2 separate regions of the Homo sapiens genome follow, and region 2 is linked to region 1. A link is a loop called in an ENCODE intact Hi-C map of the cell type or tissue named here. Cell type or tissue: Caco-2. All regions are shown on one strand.

Region 1 (4,000 bases):
ACAAAAGTGACTCTGAGTGCTGGCTCCACCTCACTAGATAACCATCTTCGTGCCAGGTAACTTCTTAGGAGCCTATTAGCTCTTTGGTGTCAGAGGCATCCAAACCAGAGTGACTCCACCTTGAATAACGGCTGCATAAAGCCAAACCTGCTGGGTTACATTCCCAGGAAGTCAGGTACTCTTGGTCACAAGATATTTATGGTTAAGGGAACAAGTTAATGGTGCTAATTAATTAAGTAAGACTCAGAAGTTATGGAAGTGTCCCAATATTTTAAGAACAAAAAGCATTCTTAGTTTTAGAGTTTCACATTAGAAATAATAATATACTCATAGATTCTTGCTGAAATCAATAGTTGCAGAAGAGAATAACAATACTAATAGCCTGTCACAAGCTGATCACAAGCCTTTATAATAAAGCACATTATTTTTAGCTCTAATACCCTATATAAGCAAGTATTAAGTTTTAGGTAGGGGCGTTCCTCCTGTTGCTTTTTGAGGACACCCTACTCTGTAATAAGAGTAGCCTCTAATAAACTATCTTAATTTCACTATACTTTGATACTTGCCCTGAATTCTTTACTGCACACAATCTGTGAACCTGCTCCTGTGGTCTGGGTTGACACCCCTTTTCCAGTAACATTGGTAATTTCTAGGTGCTTAAAATAAATTTTTTTTGGCCAGGTGCGGTGGCTCATGCCTGTAATCGCAGCACTTTGGGAGGTTAAGGTGGGCAGATCGCTTGAGCCCAGAAGTTTCAGACCAGCCTGGGCAACATGGGAAAACTCCATCTCTACAAAAAATTTAAAAAATTAGCCATACATCATGATGGGTGCCTGTAGTCCCAGCTACTTGGGAGCCTGAGGTGGGAGGATCACTTGAGTCCAAGAGGTCAAGGTTGCAGTCAGAGTGACACCAAGACCCCATCTCAAAAAAAAAAAATTTTTTTTTCTCCTTTATCTTCTTTAGTTGTCCTCCGCATGAAAATGGGTATGAGTTATAGAAATAGCCTTTACCATATTTTTTGTTGTAGGATGGAGAGCTATGGGTATTTTCTCATTTCCTGGATGCCCACAGTGCATTAAAACATAGGTATCAGTCACTATATTGTTGTTGGAAAGTAGAAGGACCCTTTAGAGTATCTAGGCTGCTATTTTGACGGGAGAAAAAGTACTTACATTTCTTGTTCAAGCTTTTCACAATTTTGCCCACATAGAAAACTGATATGGAAGCATGTTGTAAATGTTGACTTGGGTGTTTGTCCCTTTGTCTGCAGTGTCCTTCTCCTTCTTCCCTGACTGACCACATCTTAATACTGCAAGGACAACCTGAAGGCCTCTTTCTTTGTGGTACCCTCTCATCTCTACCAATTGAGTGGCAACCAAAATGAGTGGCTGAGGCACAGGTCTCAATGATCGAGGTTTATTAAGCCAACTTTAGGGCAAATCCAGGGAAAACACCCATTTGAAGAGGCTTTCAGAAGGTTTAGTATTTATACATTTCTGTAAAGTGGGGAAGGCATGCAGGAAGAGGGGCAGCTAGGCAGAAAGGCAAATAGTTATATTCCTGTGTGTCTTTCATTAGTGCCCAGTAGATCTACATTTTACACAAGACAAGTTGAAGGTCTGAAGAGAAAAAGAGAGTGAAGCAAGAGCCAATTATGTAGATGTCTCTGGGTAGGTGGAGGAAAGATTGATCTCTTGTCTTTGTTCTGCACCTGGGAAGATAAACTTGTAATCAATGTTATCAGTGTGGAATTGAACAGACTTCAGTTTAGGAACTAGACTTGGATTGTAGACCTATAGTTACAACTGGCATGTCCTTGTTTGTGGGAGGCCAGGAAAGGATTTACCTATGAATGATCTGTTGGGGGCAGTGCTCTCCAGGTACCTAATGCCTTTTACTTTTCCATGGGGATCTGGCTGATGCACAATGTAACAGCTATTCATTTGGAAGAGAGTAATACAGTGACTCAGCCCCAGGCTTCACCTTTCCTTTTGCATAAGAATTTGGGGAGGTCCCGAGATTTTTTTCCTTTCCCTTACGTGGTCCACTCACTCCCAACACTAAGGACCCAAAGCCCTTGGCTTATGCCTCCATTCTGCACACTGACGTCAGGCTGAGCTACTTTGCTCTTAGTTGAGGCACATCTGCATTAATTTCCTTTTGCTGCTATAACAAATTACTACAGATTTGGTGGCTTAAACAACAACAATGTGTTATGTTATAATTTTGTAGGTCAGAAGTCTGATGAAGGTCTCACTGGGCTAAAATCAAAGTGTCCATAGGGCTGTGTTTCTTCTGGAGGATCTGAGGGATAATTCATTTCCTTGTCTTTTCCAACATCTAAAGGCCACCCACATTCCTTGGCGCATAGTTCCTCTATTTTTAAAGCCAGCAACAGCATGTTGGGTCCTTCACATTCTGCCATCCTTCTGGTTTTCTGAGCAGAGCTGGAAAAGATTTTCTCCTTTTAAGGACTCATGTGATTAGATTGGGCTCACCTGAATAATCCAGAATAATCTTGCTACCTCAAAGTCCTTCAGTTTAGTTACATCTACAAAGTCCCTTTTGCCATGTAAGGTAGCATATATACAGGAGAGATTGGGGAGCAGACATCTCTGGGGCCATTATTCAATCTGCCACAACAGCTGTGTCCTCTGCCTGCTCTTTGAGCTACTTAAGAGCGAAGACATGCCTTGTTTATCTTTGTATCCCTAGTTCCTTACATTTAAGAAGAACTCAATAAATTAAAAATTGAACTCATTGTATAAAAGTCATTACAGAAATAATGAGCTACTTGCAAGACGGGAATAGAAAAAGATCAGAAAACAAACAAACCAAAAAACAACCCACACTAGTTTAAAAGGAGACTAAGAGAGAAGGGATATATCAATGAGTGAGGGTTGTGGAGACCAAGGTTTTGTCATGCAGATGAAGTCTCCAGGTAGCAGGCTTCAGAGAGAATAGATTGTAAATATTTCCTTTCAGACTTAAAGAGTGTGTTCTATCAGTAATTCCAAAAGGAAAGAGAGTAGAATGAGACAAGTATGGCTCCCTCTTCCCATGATGGCCTGAACTAGTTTTTCAGGTTAACTTTGGAATGCCCTTGACTGAGAGGAGTGTCCATTCAGATGGTAGAGGGGGGCCTTGGAATTTTATTTTTGGTTTATAGCCCCAAGTCATATGTCACACTCACTCATACACACACATACACACACACATGACATTTTGTTTTTTTAATTTTTAAAATATTGGACTGATTTAATGTCTATATGTACTCATCATTTTACATAAATTAGTAATTTTTGAAAAAATCTTTCATTTAAATGAACTAATTCATTTAAAGTCACATCAGACTCCAAAAATTAGGAATCCCTAAAGCCTGTTTTAATCAAGTTAAGAAAATATGGGCTCTTAGAATTACCAAGAAATCTTGGAGTCTTCCAATCCTATGTCCCCTCTATTGCTATTGTAACCTTTAGACAAACACCCCAAGCAACTGGGCATTCTTGGGGTTTCAGGAAGGTTATTATCTCTGCCAAGGGCAGCTCATTCTTAGACAACACTGCCTTCTGTTGCTGTAATTGGAGCTGGATGTCTTCTGTGGCTTCTGGCCTCCTACTCTGACCTTGTAAAGCCAATCATAATAATTGTGTTATTATTGTAAGACAGTCAATATATCCTTTCTCATTCTGGCTGCTGCTGCAGCTTCTCCTGTTTCCATGGCTCTTTTACCATCCTATCCTCTAATTCTGAGCGTGCCCTCTGGCTTGTAAGGATGTTTTCGGTGACTAAAGTGGGGGAGAAGAACAAACCAGAATGTTCCTTCTTCTAATTCTTATACTCTTATGGATTCCACCTCAGATGGTTTCCACGTCAATAAAAGACAAAATATCCCTCTAGTTTGGCAGTAGAACAAAACTGAGAAATTACATAGTCAGAATTCTAAATCAATAAGTAAATTGAGACTTGTGGATTGCATAAACAGCAAAGACTTTCT
Region 2 (4,000 bases), 86 kb after region 1:
TCAGTTACACATCTCCATCTGAAGGAAATTAAATCCTAATTATACAAGAGGAACCCACAAAGTTCACTTTTTCCTTTTAAATGGCAGAATGTTGTTCACTGAGAGGAAATAGTTACTTCTCTGTTCCATGTAATTTTCATAGAACAGATGTGTCTGAGGCTGGTTTTTAAAGAGTGTAGCAGGCATTGTTGGGAATAAATCTGGGGAAAAGTGCACAGGACTAAATTTGGAGAGAGCTGCTTAGCCCTGTGACCTTTACAAAACTATGTCACTGTTCTGTGTTTTGTCTGAGAAAATGAGCTAGCGATAATATCCCAGGTGCCTCACAAGACACACATTCCTAAAGGTAAGGGGTCTTCTGGGTCTTCTGGGATCTTGTAGTTGACATTGGTTGAATACTACCTATGTTCAAAGCATTGTGCTGCAGGCTATGGGTAAGCCAATGAACAAAAGGGACCCAGCTACTGTCCTTAGGGAGCCCACACACAACTTTCTATGCATGGAATCACTTCCAAAATGAGAACTATCAGAGATGACTCAGGGTTATGGTAAAGGTAAAAGACACACTAAATGGAAAATCTGGAAGCTTCTTTAGACAAACAGATTGTGTCTCTATATATATCTAGATTATTAAAGTGTGCTCTGATACAGAGTTAACATATTTCTGAAAAGTTGTGTAAACTGATTGTGGTGAGCATTTTCAGAAACCCCCGAGCTCCCATCCCATCCTTTGTCCTTTGGAATTAATGTGAAAAATGAGCACTATCTTGGCTTTCCTTTCTCTTCTCCCATTTCTCCCCATATACCTATTATTTCTGATTTATTTGTATAATAAATACGGGCTTTAAAGATTGGGTTTTTTTTTTTTTCTTAACAAAAAGCTTGTAGACATGTTTTCTTCAAGTTATTTTCTTAGTTATTATTTTCTGCTATGTCTAATACCAATATTGCCGCAGGGAGTGTGTAAAAAGGGAGGAATGCAGATGTTTTTCTATTTGTTTTTACTATCATAGAGTGGAAAAAACATGGACCAGTTAGAAGCAGCTTCATCACTATCTGTGTAGGTGACCCTAGAATGTGGGTGACTTAGACTTCAGTGCACAAAGAATTGGATGGTTGTTAATGCAAATAACCCAGTCCTCAACACCAGAAATTCTTTCTTGCGTTTAAAAGTAGTCCTGTACACAGTTAGAAATGCTTTCAGCTACAAGTAGTAAAACAGTAAATAATAATATTTCACATAATAAATCTCTTAATAATGGTTCTAGGGTTGATGCACCTCAACAATGTCATCAGTGTCCCTGGTTCTTTCTTTTTGTCCTACCTTCTCAACATGTTAGCATTTCATCCAGTCATCTCAACTTATGGCCACAGATAACTGCTGCTCCCGGTGACACAGTCTCTCACATGCTCAAGGAATGGCACCAGACAGCTCTCCTGTGTACTTTTATCTTTTTTCAGAAGCAAAAGCTTTCCCAAGAACTCCCCACTCCTGGTGGAGTCTCCTTATATGTTTCTGGCTGATTCTAGCTGCAGAGAGATGGGAAATGTATTAGGGTTCTCCAGAGAAACCAGTAGGATGGAGATATATATAAAGAAAATAAGATTTAATATGATAAATTAGTCATGCAGTTATGAAGGCTAAGAAGTAAGTCCCACAATCTGCCATCTGCAAGCTGGAGACCCAAGAAAGCAGGTGGTGGTGTTATAAGAAAGGGGTCCTGATCCAGACCCCAAGAGAGTGTTCTTGGATCTCCCACAAGAAAGAATTTGGGGCAAGTCCATAGAGTAAAGTGAAAGCAAGTAAGTTATTAAGAAAGTAAAGAAATAAAGAATGGCTACTCCATAAGCAGAGCAGCAGCATGGGCTGCTCTGCTGCTTATACTTATTGTGGCTTCTTGATTATATGCTAAACAAGGGATGGATTATTCATGAGTTTTCTGGGAAAGGGGTGGGCAATTCCCAGAACTGACGGTTTCTCCCCTTTTTAGACCATATAGGGTGAATTCCTGACATTGCCATGGCATCTATAAACTGTCACGTCCCTGGTAGGAGTGTCTTTAGCATGCTAATGCATTATAATTGGCATATAATGAGCAGTGAGGACGACCAGAGGTCACTCTTGTCGTCATCTTGGTTCTGGTCGGTTTTGCCCAGTTTCTTTACTGTGACCTATTTTATCAGCAAGATCTTTATGACCTGTATCTTGTGCTGACCTCTTATCTTATCCTGTGACTTAGAACACCTAACCTCCTGGGAATGCGGCCCAGCAGGTCTCAGCCTTATTTTACCTAGCCCCTATGCAAGATGGAGTCACTCTGGTTCAAATGCCTCTGACAGTGTAATTCAGTCCAAGTCCAAAGGCCTGAGAACCAGAGGAGTTGATGGTGTAAATCCCAGTCTAAGGACTAGAGATGATGAGATGACCCAGGTCAAGGGGTGAGGCAGGAAAAAGAGGGCAAATTCCTCCTTCCTCCACCTTTTGTTCTATTGAGACCCTCAGTAGATTAGATGATGCCTACCCATGTCGGGGAGGGCAACCTACTAAGTCTGTTGATTCAAATGCTAATGTTATTTGGGAACACTCTCACAGAGACGCTTGGAAATAATATTTAATCTGGGAACCCCATGGCCAGTCAAGTTGCTCCACGAAATTAACCTTCACAGGATGGTATTGGGAAAGAGAAATGTGATAACATGACTAGAGCTGAAAATTGAGAACCCCCTCTGGCCAGGCACGTAGCCATCTGAGCACACCTGAGGTCCTGCTGTAAGTGAAGTAGCAGAGGATGGCTGTTAGGGACACAACATCAGCGGTTACCACCACCCTGAGGGCAACTGATGCTGGTGTCCATTAACCACACTTTATACCACTGGTTGCCAAACATCTGGGTTAAATCAGAATCATCCAAGAGCTTTAATAAGTGCAAGAGGTCTGGGCCTCCCTGATTCAGTGGGTCAGGGTTGAGGCCTCAGCATCCTGACTCTCTAAAAGCTCATTAGCTTAAAAACAAAACAAAGCAAAATAAACAAAACTCAGGTGATGCGGTGATTCTGGTGCACAGCTGGGATTGAGAACTTACTGGTCCAATCATTTAATTTCTCCGAACAGCAGTTAGAAGCCCATGGAGATAACACTGGGATAATAATAGTGTTCGTCCCAGAGGGTAGGTGTGAGGTATAAATGGTTTGGTATACATAAAGTTGAAGCTCAAGCCGGCACATAATAGTTTTGGATCTCAGTCCGCCTTCCCCTTATGCCAGATGCCAGATGGTTTTAGAGGCAGATTCCAGTTTCTTCCAAAGAAAGTGTTTTTTCAAAAATAGTGACAAGTAGACTTGTTTGTCTTGGCTACTGTACTAGTTCCCTATTGCTGCAGCAACAAATTACCACAAACTTAGCAGCTTAAAATGACACCAGTTCATCATCTCACGCTTTTGTAGGTTACAACTCCAGGCAGGCTAGGTTGGGTTCTATACTCAAGAGTCTCACAGGCCAAAGTCAAAGTGTTGTCAGGGCTTTTCCCTGGAGGCTTGGGTAAGAATCCACTTCCAAGCTCATTGAGAATATTGGCAGAATTCCACCCTTGTGGTTTTAAGACTGAAGTCCCTGCTTTCTTGCTGGATGTCAGCTGGGGTCCTCTCTGCTCCTAGAGGCCATCCACATTCCTTCTCATATGGTCCCCTCGATGTTCAAAGCAGCAACTCTTTAACTTCCTCTTCTGCCCCTCTTTGGAAAAGCTAATTTTACAGGCTTATGCGATTACACTAGGCCCGTGCAGGCAATCTCCTTATTTTAAGGTTAATTGTACCTTATAACATAATCATAGAAGTGATATCTCAATCTTCACAGGTTCTGAGGATTAGGATGGGACGTCCCTCAGGGCATTTTCAGAAATTCTGCCTACCATAGCTGTCTGTCCACTTTGCTGTTCAGCAACCCTTTCCCCAGAGGCTCTCATCCAGCCTTCAATCTTATCAGCTGGTATTTAGCAATCTC

Evidence for each region. A loop is a pair of places that touch in the nucleus more often than their neighbours do. Peaks named below come from ENCODE experiments on the same cell type or tissue, not always from the same donor. Only the 100,000 strongest peaks of a DNase experiment are listed, where the experiment ranks them.
Region 2: a loop joins it to region 1, with 2.0 times the contacts of the local background. A loop is called at or near these places in 2 of 110 quality-filtered maps.

Annotation. Positions count from the first base shown.
Region 1 is chr7:7,350,969-7,354,968 of GRCh38, reverse strand. The region is part of intron 1 of LOC107986764 (a long non-coding RNA gene); the gene reads right to left. It also overlaps a transcript of COL28A1 not described here. Among named protein-coding and RNA genes, the nearest start is that of LINC03016, 98 kb to the right of the region's middle. In Caco-2, a CTCF peak has its summit at 1,928; a DNase peak (open chromatin) is centred at 98.
Region 2 is chr7:7,264,767-7,268,766 of GRCh38, reverse strand. LINC03016 (long intergenic non-protein coding RNA 3016) reads right to left here. Exons shown (of 4, transcript NR_108073.1): 3 at 1,325-1,530. Among named protein-coding and RNA genes, the nearest start is that of LINC03016, 12 kb to the right of the region's middle. In Caco-2, no CTCF peak of the experiment used is centred here; DNase peaks (open chromatin) are centred at 2,256 and 3,896.